Linked DNA regions of Mus musculus: region 1 is linked to region 2. Evidence: chromatin contacts called from ENCODE Hi-C or POLR2A ChIA-PET data. All regions are on one chromosome and are shown on one strand. Each heading gives the region's core, a stretch centred on a gene start or an enhancer-like site at or near the end of the contact. The rest is flanking DNA. Distances are from core to core; before and after follow the strand shown.

The links. Hi-C counts contacts between places; a loop is a spot of excess contacts on that map. ChIA-PET counts read pairs that join two places held with the same protein, here RNA polymerase II (POLR2A).
Region 1: a loop to region 2 is called in a map of gastrocnemius, with 3 times the contacts of the local background. The contact joins the enhancer-like site here to the promoter of Kcnc1 in region 2. A Hi-C loop is called at or near these places in 1 of 37 maps with a recorded cell type or tissue (gastrocnemius). POLR2A ChIA-PET finds 5 or more read pairs at or near these places in 1 of 5 experiments (Patski).

Annotation. Positions count from the first base shown.
Region 1 is chr7:46,480,032-46,486,760 of GRCm38, forward strand. The region is part of intron 10 of Sergef (secretion regulating guanine nucleotide exchange factor); the gene reads right to left. Among named protein-coding and RNA genes, the nearest start is that of Kcnc1, 87 kb to the left of the region's middle. Within about 2 kb of position 2,165, at least 1 of the 3 ENCODE cell types and tissues checked has a DNase peak (open chromatin) inside an H3K27ac peak, as active enhancers do.
Region 2 is chr7:46,392,267-46,398,684 of GRCm38, forward strand. It overlaps Kcnc1 (potassium voltage gated channel, Shaw-related subfamily, member 1), which reads left to right and starts at 4,202. Exons shown (of 4, transcript NM_001112739.2): 1 at 4,202-5,981. The coding sequence starts at 5,412.

The DNA.
Region 1 (6,729 bases), core at 915-3,414, 86 kb after region 2:
CCTGGAGTGCTGTGTGGGGGATGTTTCCGTGGCTGCATCCAGATTCCGGGGGTGGGGGTGGGGAGGAGGGAGGCTGCTTAGTGTTCTGCGGTAGCGACTGGCTTTCTATCAACTAGACACTGACTCTAGGATGCTGGTTAGTTTCTAGATTAAGTCCAACACCTCTGACACGCCAACTGACCCCCATAAACACACACACACACACACACACACACACTCACACACACAGACACAGACCTACAGACACATACACACTCACACACACAGACCTACAGACACACACACACACTCACACAGACAAACATAGGCCTACAGACACACCACACACACATACACACACACACCTACAAGTCCCTCACCGGGTAGTCAGCACTCGCACACACCAGGCTAAATCTGCTCTGTTACAATCCAGATTGCAATGTTTCCCAAGAGGCATGTATTAAAGGTCTGATCCTCAACACATAGTGCTGGAAGTAGAGGGGGGCAGAACCTTTAAGATGTGGGTCCTAAGAGAAGGAGAATAGGCCCCTGGTGGTCGGTCCTTGAGGATTAACAGCGGGACTCTGCCGAGTCTCTCTTTCTGCTTCCCTGCTGTAATGTGCTAATGTGCAATAGTCTCAATCCAACAGGGCCAGCTGATAAGTTACTGACGCCAAAGCAAAGCTTTACTATTATACACTCTTGCGTCAGGCTCTTTGTTACAGTGACAGAAAGCTGACTGATGACATGCCAGCACATAATCTCTATCTAAGCCACAAGAGGTATTTACAAATCCCTCCTCTCTTTATCAGAAAGGCTCTCACTATGTAGGTCTTACATTGGCCTGGAACCACTATGTATTATAGGTTGGTTCCAAACTCACTATCATCTGCCTCAGCTTCCAAGGTCCTGAGATTCTAGACATATGCCACCAGGACCTGGCTCTATTTCTTGGACACATGTTATGGTGCTTAAATATGTTTGGCCCTATTAAGAGGTGTGGCCTTGTTGGAGGAGGTGTGGCCTGTGGTGTGGGCTTTGAGACCTCCCTCCTAGCTGCTTCGAAGTCAGTCTTCTCCTAAGGACCTTCAGACCAAGATGTAGAACTCTCAGCTCCTTCTACACCATGCCTGCCTGGATGTTGCCATAGTCCTGCCTTGATACTGGACTGAACCTCTGAACCTGTAAACCAGCCCCAATTAAATGTTGTCTTTGGTTATGGTGTCTGCTCACAGCAGTAAAACCCTAAGACATGTGTCTTTTCCCAGGATTCTGAGCCTTTACAAATTCTGGAAATTGTCTTTTCTAGGATGTTGTCTGAAGACTTTCCACAACATTAGGAAAAGCTAACTCTGTCTTTTGAGCTCCCACCTTCCCTCCCCTTTGCTTCCAGATTCACCTCTCTACATCTGCCTCCTGTGAGAGACAAAAGAATGGGACTGGGTTGCCTCTAGGGACCAGGCTGCCTCTACTCACTGCCCCCCAGGAGACTAGGCCAGATGAGGCCCTTGCCAAAGGACTGCTGGATGAAGAATTCTTTACGATCTTTCCCCCTTTCACCTCCCTAAACTGTCTCTTAGAGGTGCGAGAACTAGCCTCTATCTATAGTCTTCTGCCTGGCAGTCAGGTCTACCACCTCGAAAGTCCACCAACCACGAGGAGATGCCCTCTCACTCTTCCTCATCCCCAGTTCAGACCAAAACCCAGGTGTCCCTCGGATCTACATTAGCTGGACTGATCAGTCGATGGCTTCCACAATGTCAACAATTACCAGATGTTTGTTTCTCTCTCCACGCTGGGCCCCAGTCTAGGCCACCGCCTAGTTCCTTGGATAGTGACAACTCCCTGTCACCAGTCCTCGGGCTTGTGCCATAAGCACCTTACTCACCCAGCTATCTCCCCTGCCCACATGGGGTCCAACCATGGGGCTCCCATCTTCCTGTTACATATTCTCCTCAGTCACCACACAGAAATCAGCAAGCGTGAGAGTTTTAAACAGAACCCAGACCAGGGTCCCAGGTCATGCCCGTTCCTAACTCCTCACAAAACAGTGTGACAGCATGAAAGCTCCCAGCCTAGCATGGCAGGAAGTTAAGTCCCAGAGCACAGGAGGAAAGTCCCAGGGCGGAGAGGGAGGGTGGGGCAAATGTCAGGGTTGCAGTACTTGAGCCAGCAAAGGACAGTGTCTCCAGGACTGGCAGAGGACCTAACAGACAGCATCTGACAGAGCTCAGACAAGGGATTTGAGTGGCCTCTGGGAGGGAGGGGCAAGCCCAGTAGAGAAGCTATGGAGAGGACTCAGCGTGAGCTCAGTTTCTAAATGTAGTAGTGTGTAGCAGGACAGAGGGGATCTAGGGAAGGAAGCAGGCCTGGGCCAAGCCCCTCCCATGCCAGGCTCTGTGCTGAGCAGTGTACACACAAGGCCCCACTCAGTTCCTAACCAGCACCCTCCCAGGGAGCCACACTCTCACATGATGGGACTTAGGGAAAGTCACCTTAGCACAGGGTGCTTGCTTGTAATCAGGCTCTCCTTGCAGACCTACTGTGAGAACACAGCGAGTCACAGTGCAGACCACCTACTGCTACACTACGCACTTTACCTTGACCAGCTTGTGCAAGGTCACATGGCTACTCAACGCTGTTTTCACTGTGTCAGGCTAGGATGTGAGAAACGGTGTTGTCAAGGGTCAGACGCACAACTGCACCCTGCGCAGCCATGATCTTAATGTGAACAGAGGGGTGGGGAAAAGCCTACCATATGGAGCCTGTGAGGATGCTGGGTGGAAAAAATACCCAGCAATGAGAATCTCAAGTGCATGGATGGATGTGCCCTGGAAAGCTGTCGTGGATGTCCTGAACAGGAAAAAATGTCTTCAGGTTGGCTTGACTCGTGTGCTAGGTGGTGACGTAGGGACTTGGATCCTTGCTTGGGGTGTCAATGATTTTGCAGGCAGCAAGCAGCCTCCAGTTTTCAAGGACTGAGCCAGCAGGGACCTCCTAACATAGAGAACTGTGCTTCAGGGGAAGTAACTCCTCAGATCCTCTTTGGAGAAGCAGTACTGGGAGGGGCATGGACTGAATTATCCCAGGGTCAGATTGCAGACAGTGGCCGTCAGCACCTGAAAGAGTTCCTTCTACGGAAGCCAAGCCAGGTGGGCTCTGGACTAAAAGAGTGTCAGCCCGCGGGGAGAGACAGGACAGAGTGTCCTAGTCATCCGGGTTGCCAGGGAGTTGACGAATGCCTTGCATTTGTGCTCTTGGGAGCCACGAATGTTCTTCTTCAGAGCATGTGACCCCAGCCATGCACACGCTCCGCAGAGCTGCCAGCTGCTCAAGGCCCCATGGGCTTCTCCACTTCTTGCATTCTGGCTGATGGTTACAGTGCTGAACTCAACTGACCCCCATAAACACACACGCACACACACACACACACACACACACACACTCACACACACAGACACAGACCTACAGACACATACACACTCACACACAGAGACCTACAGACACACACACACACTCACACAGACAAACATAGGCCTACAGACACACCACACACACATACACACACACACCTACAAGGTTGGGTAAACTACGTTCAACAGAGAAAAAGGCTCAGTAAGTGATTTGCTGGTCACAGAGCAGGAAGCATGGAGTAAAGATTTAGCCTCCCTCCTCTGATGTCAAGGGTGTACTAATTCTTGCATAAATTCAGCTTACTTTTCAAGATGAAAAGCAATGCCACAGGGCTGGAGAGGAGGCTCAGTCAGTAAAGTGCTTAGAATGAAAGCACAGACAACCAGATATCTAGGCAAAGAAGAAGAAAGGAGGAGGAGGGGGAGGAGGGAGAGAAGGAGGGAGAGGGGGAGGAGAGGGGAGGGGGAGACAGGAAGGAAGGAAGGAAGGAAGGAAGGAGGGAAGGAGGGAAGGAGGGAAGGAGGGAAGGAGGGAAGGAGGGAAGGAGGGAAGAAGGGAAGAAGGGAAGGGAAGGGAAATAGCTAGATGTTCCAGTGTGAAGGAAGATTCCTGAAGCTTATTTGACAGTCAGCTTAACTGAACCAAGAACAATGTGAAACCCTGACTCAAACATTCAGGTAGAGAGTGATAGAAGAAGACACCCAATGTCAATCCCTGGCCTTCACGTTCAGGTGCACATACACCTGCAGGTACATGCATGTACACACAGGAACGCATGCACACAAACATGTCTACATAGGCCATGCATACATACATGTGAACACAAATAAATATAAAAATCAAAGACAAAATCAAAGAATCTTAGGGGAGTGGTTTTTAGTCTACCATTTACCCAGCAAGATCCTGGAGTCTCCCCACCCCACCTAACACCTGTCCCCAACAAGTCACCATGTGCTCCGGCTGTAAGGAAGCCTGGGCTCCACAGAGTCTGGAATGCCAGCTTCCTGAAAACCAATATCTTGTGTCAACATCTTCTCCCTTCACTACACTGTGCAGGGCTGTGCGATGGTGACCACCACGCTGGGTTCATTAGCTCTTGAGCCTGGGTTTTCATTAGGCAAATGATCCTCATAGACATCGTGGGTCCTGCCACGGGGTGCCAGGATGACTGACTCCATTGCCCATCCGTCCCTGCTCTCCTGGCCACTCTGTAGGACACAGATTCACTCTAACATTTACCTCCCTCACCTACTTACCTGGGCCAGAGAGATGCAATCATCTAACAAACCAGACCACACTGCCTAGGGGAGGGGATGTAGGCACTGTCCATTGGGACAGGCTGAGGAGTGGCAGCTGTAGAGGGAGCCCCAACAACCCCGTGTCCTGCAGACTTAGTATTCAGAAAATCCCCCTCACTTGTTTGGTCTTTCTAAGATCACAATACAGTCAGATTAGATGGGTGTAGGGTTATCACGCCCAAGAACCAGAGGTCTTTTCTGGCTTGACATCATGTCTTCAACATGTGCATACATATTTAATACCAAGTGTCTTAATTAAGCAATGGATAAAGTATGCATATTAAACAAAACTATCTCACCTATACATGTGAATATGACATCTAAACATACAGAAGTCTGTGAGCTGCTTCCTAGGAGGAAGACTCTCACCTAGGCTGTCCACACATCTCCTTAGGCTCTTCTCCAACACCATCCTGTTTCAAATGGTCAGGTAAAGGAAGAACCGGAAAGGGTAAGAAGCAAACCATTGTCCTCAGACCAGCAGAGGTGGGCAAGCCTGATGTCCAAAGAGGTTGATGCAGGTTAGCCTAGTTAAGGACATCCTAAAGTCACCATGCCCTCCAGTGAAATGTGATCAGTTTCCAATCATAATTTTTTTCTACTCAAGCTTAGTCACCTTCTATATTAAAAAGATTATTTTTCCGCACTCCCATGTGTATATGGACAGCAAAACTAGACTCGATGGGTTATTAAAAAGGAGGAGGGTGTGAAGTTGGGAGAGGCGGCTCCCAGAGGAGTCTAGGGGGAGAAGTAGAGAGTGACTATGAACAAAATACATTGTATGCATGTATGAAACTCCCTCAGAACCAATCAAATATTATATTAAGGAATAATTAATCCAGCTGGGCCTGTCAATTACCTGTCTGGGAGTCCACCCCACAGGAAGGCTCACTTACTGAAGACACGTTAAGGAGCTAGAGAGACAATTATCCTCTTAATGAAACAACGCACTTCCCTTCCCAGAAGCTCACTGGGCAGCTGCTCATGGGATGGCCTCACAGCATCACTGTCAAGGCCACCTACCTGGGTTAGACCTCGGCAAAGGATAGCCCTTCTTCCTTCTTCTCTTTTGGATCCTGGCCAAATGTCCAATCACTCTGGCCCTGATATTTTGGGCTTTCCGGCTATTTCTCTGAAGCGCCTCCCCTCCTACCATACAGCTACTTAGTTTCCTCCTCCGGGCAGAGGCTGGGATTTCTACCTTGCCTGCTGTTATTTTTCTTTCAAATGGTAATCAAATTGTCCCTAAGCCACAAAAATATGATTTTAACTTAGAGCATGGCAATCCACAACCTCTCCACATCTACAACAGAAGGAATGAGGGAACTATATTTCTTCACGGCTATACACAGACCTTAAGTAAGTAAGGTGGCCAGCCATTTGTCTGCAGATCACATGTCCCTTCTCACCTGGATGCTGCCCCTCTCGCCAGACTCAGCGCCAATTCTTACCCAGAGTACTGCCAAACGTTCCTTCCCTTCGCATACTGGCCTTGCAGCCATGTTCAGGATTGACTGATGCTGGGAATCTGGTACAAGCGCTACACTGAACACGGCCCTCTCCACATGTGCCACGTACATGTCTGCCTCTGTTCCAAATCTCCCGCCTGCCCCCATGACCGTAGGGTAAAGAGGGAAATTCCTCAGCAAGGCTTGCAGAGGCCTGGCAAAGTCTCCACACTCAAGACCCACTGGCCTTCCCATCCTCACAGCTCTGGGCTGAAATGAGTTCAGAGCCTAGAAAGCTGTTCTTCACCTCCCGCCTGGTCATCCCTCAGCTCAGATGTCCCTCACACCTCCCTTGCTTAGTGGTCTCTAAAGGACCACCTGTCAGCTCCGTGGTACTGGAAAACAGTAGACTCTTTAAGAGGTGGTGCTTAGTGGGAGGAAGTTAGGCCATGGAGTACAGGCCCACCCGTGAAGAACCCTTTGATACCTTCTCTTTCGACTTCCTGCCTTTCTTGAGGGGAGCAGCTCTTCTCTAGCATGGGCCCCACATCACGCAGTGTGACGTCATCACAGACCCCCCCCCCCCCGAA
Region 2 (6,418 bases), core at 2,952-5,451:
GGGGTTAATCCTGAGAGAAGGGGGAAGCAGGGATAAACATAGAATACTAACTCATTAAAAACACAGAAGGCAGCAGTGGTCTCACATAGATGTGGAAGCACAGCCTGGAGAAGGGAGGTGACTGCTGTATGCAGCCAGTGAGCTGCAAAACAATGTTTGCAACCAAACCTGCCTAGGAATTTTTACGCCTCTAGGGACAGCTTGTGAAGACTGTCGACCATAGTGTCCAACCTGTGGCCCATGGGTAACAGGATAGATGTGAATGAGACACAACACAAACATCCTAAATTCACTTAAAATGTTCTAGGATTTGTGTGTGTGTGTGTGTGTGTGTGTGTGTGTGTGTGTGTGTGTGTACTGCATGGCTCTGGAGTAGGGATGTCACACAAAATAAAATCATGTATACTCCAGTAACCCGCAGCCTGTGATTAGACACAATATTACATGTGTAGCCCAATATAGATAATGCTTCATCTTATGTGATTGAGAGAAACCAAGACAGATTGATGGACATTCATGTTACATGTTTTTGATGGCCATGGCTAGGAACGTAGCTTCTAATGGCATCTAGTGAATAGAAAGAACCTGTTATCCTGCCTATTATAAGAGCACAGCATCACAGGTTCTCTGGTGCAGTGTCTTCAGTATAGAAGTTGAAAGGCCCTGGTCTTATCTCTCTCACACACACACATACACTCACGCATGCACGCGCGCGCGCGCGGACACACACACACACACACACACACACACACACACACACGCAGGGTTCTTCACCTTAGCTCTTTTCTGCTTTTCTCTGGAGCCTCTGTCTCACTGTAAGAAGCAGCAGCTGCAGGCAGCTCAGCCCAACACCATAGTCACCATCCAAGCTATAAACCAGTAGTCAAGGTCATCAATTACCCACAGTGTCACTTCTAGCCCCTGGGTTTGCTCCCTGTTGCCCACTAGAGGGAGTTCTGACTCGGGAAGAGGACACCTGCCAGCTCCAGGACCCATCATCCCAGCAGGTAGCCAGAAGCTGTTCAGCTGGCCAGTGTAGGTTAGATTCCAGGCCCCGCCACAAGATGGCAGTCCAACCCACCAGGAACACAGAAGCTTCTGACCCTGGGAGAGCAACAGAAACCCTGTGCCAACCTGGACAAAAGCCTGAGGGGCTGGACTTGGGCCAGTTCCTGATCCCAGCAGGTGTGCAAGTGCCAGGTGTGACAACATAGGCACAGCTTGCCTTCAGGTACCCCTCACATTTTTCTACTTCCCATCCAGCCCAGTTCTTCCTTTGAGCGGAGCTATTCCCACACGGGGTGGGGGGTCAGGGGTAGTGTCTTTCCACATCCCAGCACTTCTACTTCTTCAGCTTGAACCAGAAACATCCCAGAGAGCATAGGAGTTAAGGATGCAGAGACAAGAGCTAATCCCATCTAGTGATAAGTCTCTGAAGCACGGGGGAGTTGAGTAGCTTTCTTGAGGTCACAGTTAGTCAGAGATGGGACACTAGAGACTAGAACCCAGGCAGTCTATTCTAGTTCTTGCTCAGAACCCTGAGACATGACGGATCATCCTCAACCAGCCACAGCTACCACAGATAATTTTGTGGGGGGGGGGGGGACGGGGACTGTAAGCCTTCCCTTGTGAAGGGGCAGGCAGCTATACTGTGGATGGCTGAAAGGCAGGAAGGGGTGAGGTTTTAGCATTTCTGCGGAAGAGGCTGGGCTTGATCAGCAATCCCCACCCCCGCCCCCTTGCAACCTCGATTCTCTGTTCCTTGTTTTATTTTTTTCCCCCTGTGCTTTCATCTTGGTTTTTCTGGGCTTTCTGTGAATGTCAGCCTTCTCTTGGTGTGAAGGGGAGGTGAGAGAAGGGACGGTTTATGCCCTGCTTGGGGTACAGAAGAGGGAGCGCTCCTTGAAGCCTAGGACCAGGGGGTGTCATCAGAGATCAAAGTGGGACTCTGAAAGTGGGGCACTTCGGGGAGGGTTCCCCCATCTGAGCCCAGCCTGCTTAGCTCTCGGACTGTGCTGTGACCCCTTTCCCATGCTCTCTCCCTCCAGCCCTGGCACAGCCATGTTTTTCTGGCACATCCTCCAGAGTTAGAGTCTTCGGTACCCAACTTTCTCCACCGGAAGATTTTTCTCTGTCCCTCCAAGACCTGATCTTTTCTCCGTCTGCTTTCTCCCATGCCCAGGTCCCACCATAGTGCCCACTGCTCCTCACCATGGAGTAGAGTCTGACTGGAGCTTAGTGCCTACCTCTCAGAGGTTCTTGGTAAGTCCTCACTCAAGACTCAGTCTCAGTTAAAGAGTCTAGACATCTGGAGCCTCTAAAGCCAGGACTCTAGGGTCCCAGCCGGTTTCCTTTTGCGAATCACTTCGACTTCAGTGAGGGGCTTCCCTGTCTAGGGCTCTGTGGAAAGAAGCTCTGGAGGCACACGCAGTCCTTTGATAAAGAGAGCTGAACTAGAGAGACATTTGGAGAGCCAAGCTCTGCTCCTATGTGGCTTTGCAGACAGGGAAGAGGGGGCAGCCTGAGCCCCTGTGGCTGGCTCCTCAGGTTTCCTGAGGAAGAGTCTAGGGAAGCCCCTTTGTCGGTCTGCCTCTTGACCGTTCACAGCTGAGATTGTACATGTCCTTGTCTCTGCATGCCTCTTTTTAAAAAAAATCTCACTTCCGGGGTCTCTATTAATCTTAGGATTGGGCTGAGCATCCTGAAAGCCACTGTCCTAGGGATCTGAATCAGGGCCAGGCTGGAGGTGCATCACTCTGGACCAGGAGATGGGACAGACTCTGGCCAGAGAGAGAAGGGCACTGAAAGCCATCTATCCTGCCTCACTCTGAGACCAAAGGGAATGGCTGTCTGGAGGAACGCTGTGATTAGTTTCTGGAGGGAAGAGGTCTCCTCAGACTTTTCTCCTCTTTGTCTGTCCATCTCTGCCCCTTTCTGATAACTCTGCCTCTCTGCCTCCCGCCTCTCACCCCCTCTCTACCTCCCCGCACTTTCCCCCTGTGACATGAAGATCTGTTTTAATTAGTGCTGTGATTCCCACGATCAGGTGGGGAGATAGGTCACAGGTTTGTCCCTAGGCTCGCAACAGTGCCTGGGGGTCAGTATAGACAGACAGCTATCTGCACTGTTAGCCAACAGGTAAGAGTCTCTCGCTTCTTAATTAAATCCCCTGTGCCGGGGCAGCCTGTTCGATTGTAGTGGACAGGAATCAATAAGCATCTTTCATAGCCCAGTGGCCTCTGGAGCTGGGCCTGACCTTCCAGTCCCTCTCAATCCCACCTGCTCACTTCTTTAAAAAGCTGGGAGTCCCTGGAGGTTGAGAGCTGGGTCTGACTTGTCCCGTGTGATTTTTGTACTTGGTAGAGAATCTGGAGCAAGTACGGAATGAGAGCTAATGACTGTTGATTAAATAAACCTAGGGGTGAGTGGCAAGCGTGGGCCAGAAGGACTTTGAAGTTAGAAATACGATCTCTGTCCCCAGCATTAACTTCCAGTATGTAGGGACCACAGCCCTGGACATGCATGGCTCACCACCCAGAGTGCCTGAAGGGGAGCGAGGCCGCCAGTATTCAAGGGGCTGAGCAGTCTTTGTGCATGTTTTCATAAGGTAGTTCAGTTTTCTGGGTAAACTGAGGTCTGTCTGTCATGGTTGTGACTAAGCCACCCTAGAATCAGGAAGGGTTCAAGGCCTGAAAGGGGCCAAAGGGATCAAGAGGGGCTCGGGATTGATCATTAATGGTGAGTTAGGACAGAGGGATGGTGAAAAAGGTATTATTTTACAGTCCCTGTAAGAAGTTATCTCTGAAAGAATCATTGGGCCTTCAGGCTTCCCCGGGAAGGGTCGGTATTAAAAGATTCCTTAAGAGGTCAGTCTCGTCCTGGTCAAGGAATGGCTTGTCTGCTCAGGGTATCAGATGGCTCCTGGGTTAGAAGAGGAGCTGGCCGCCGCCCTTCTCACCTCGGTGTGACGGGGGCGCGGGCCCAGACGTCGCTGGGAGCCTCCGCCCAACAAGTGGAGCTCCCCTAGGGCGGAGCGTCGGCGGGTCCCCACCGAGCAAGAGGCAACGAAGGGCGGGCGCCCCCAGCGCCAGGGTTGAGGGAGGCGGGGTTCGGTGCCGGCCTCGGAGGGGGGCGCAGAATCAGGGCTTTTTAGGACCCAGCGCGGCGCCTCCCTCCGGGGGCGAGTGCGGCTGCGCGCGCCGTGTGCCCGTGTCCGGAGAGCCGCGGGCTGGACGCGGACCGCGCGAACGAGCAAGCGAGCAGGCAGCGGAGCAGCAGCCCGGAGGCAGCAGCGGCGCGGCGGCGGCGGTGGCGGCGGTGGCCGCTCCGCGCCTCGCCTCCCTGGCCTCGCCAGTCTCGCTGCGCCGCGCCCGGACCTGCCACCCCCGCCTACCGGGCCCGACCTCGGCAGCGCCCCTCGCCTCGGCTGCCAGCGCCACCCGCCCTCCTAGAGCAGAGAGCGGAGTGCGGGGCGCAGAGACACCGGAGCCAGTGCCCGCCGGCCCCGCCAAGCAAACCCGGCCGGGAGAACCTTCGCTCGGCCCAGCGCAGCTCCGCAGCCGTCCGGGAGCTGTCCCTTCAGCACCGCCGCGGAAGCCTGAGTCCCAACGCAGCCCAGCGGAACCCCTGACCCAGCCCGAGCGCACAAGGTGCTGCGCTCAGCGGCCGCCCCGCGGGGCAGCACCCTGGTGCCCCTACCCAGGGGACCCGCCATCCCCTCCGGGAGGCGGGGAGAAGGAACGAGGAGGGAGGTCAGGCAGCTTCACCCGCCACCGAGGGGAGTAGGCAGATAGGCAAGGAGAGCCGAAGGGGACCGGTCACGCAGGGAGGAGAGCAAGCCGCATCCGTCCCCACCGCACCGGGAGCGCGCTGCAGCGACCACCGCAGAGCCAAGCGCGGATTTCTCGTAACCCCCTCTTTCCCAGCTGGGGCTGGTCTATCGGTCCGGCCCCCGAAACGGAGCAGCTGACCTTCCCCTAAAAAGCTTTGTGTCGGTTTCTCCATTTTCCCGCTGAGATGATACCGGGAGCCCGGCCCCCCCATCCTCTCTCCCCTCCTCCCGGGCCTCGCCGCTGAGCGCCGCCCCACTCCCTTCCTCCCTCCCTCTTTACCTCCCTCCTCTCTTCCACTGCCTCCTCCGCAGCCAGGCCAGCTCCCTCTCACACTAGGCGCCTTAAAGACCCTAGGGAGCCCGTGCACACACCCCTGGACCCGCACCTGCCTGACAGCTCCCCCTGAGGGAGCTTGGCTCGTTGGTTGGGGTGGGTGGCCAGAGCCGCGGTCCTCTGTGCCCCCCGACGGCTGGGGGGAGGGGGGAAGAGGCCCTGCGCCCCCCTCCCCGTCGCCAACTCCCCCTGGCGGCAGCTCCCATGGGTGTCGCTGGGCCGCGCCATGCCTAAGGGGGCGCCGCGATGGGCCAAGGGGACGAGAGCGAGCGCATCGTGATCAACGTGGGCGGCACGCGCCACCAGACGTACCGCTCGACGCTGCGCACGCTGCCCGGCACGCGGCTTGCCTGGCTGGCAGAGCCGGACGCCCACAGCCACTTCGACTATGACCCGCGTGCCGACGAGTTCTTCTTCGACCGCCACCCGGGCGTCTTCGCTCACATCCTGAACTATTACCGCACCGGCAAGCTTCACTGCCCGGCCGACGTGTGCGGGCCGCTCTACGAGGAGGAGCTGGCCTTCTGGGGCATCGACGAGACGGACGTGGAGCCCTGCTGCTGGATGACCTATCGCCAGCACCGAGACGCTGAGGAGGCGCTGGACAGCTTTGGCGGTGCGCCCTTGGACAACAGCGCCGACGACGCGGACGCCGACGGCCCCGGCGACTCGGGCGACGGCGAGGACGAGCTGGAGATGACCAAGAGATTGGCACTCAGTGACTCCCCAGATGGCCGGCCTGGCGGCTTCTGGCGCCGCTGGCAACCGCGCATCTGGGCGCTGTTCGAGGACCCCTACTCATCCCGCTACGCGCGGGTAAGTGACTGCTTATCCATCGGAAGAACCTGACCCGGAAAGGCAGCCTTTGCCGCTTCCTGCGGGCAGGGTGCAGTGGACAGTGAGTGCCCAGAGTGTTCTGAACACGAAGGGGGTGTGTACGTGTACGTGTGTAAGAGAAGGGGTGATTTTGCCATGATAACTGGGTTTATATACATGAGTTTGTGTTGCCGGTTGTATATGAAAGTGTGTGTGTGTGTGTGTGTGTGTGTGTGTGTGTGTGTGTGTGTGTGCTGTGCATGCATATTTATGTAACTGTGCGCTGGTGTGTATTTGGATGGATAAAGTCTGTAGGAACAAGTGAGCATATGTGTGTGTTTGAGTGTGCGTGACACCCCCACACTCTGGTTAGTGCCCGTTAGTGATGTACATCATGAAGGCATGAATTGCCCTTTGGTTTGGGAAAGATGGGGAGA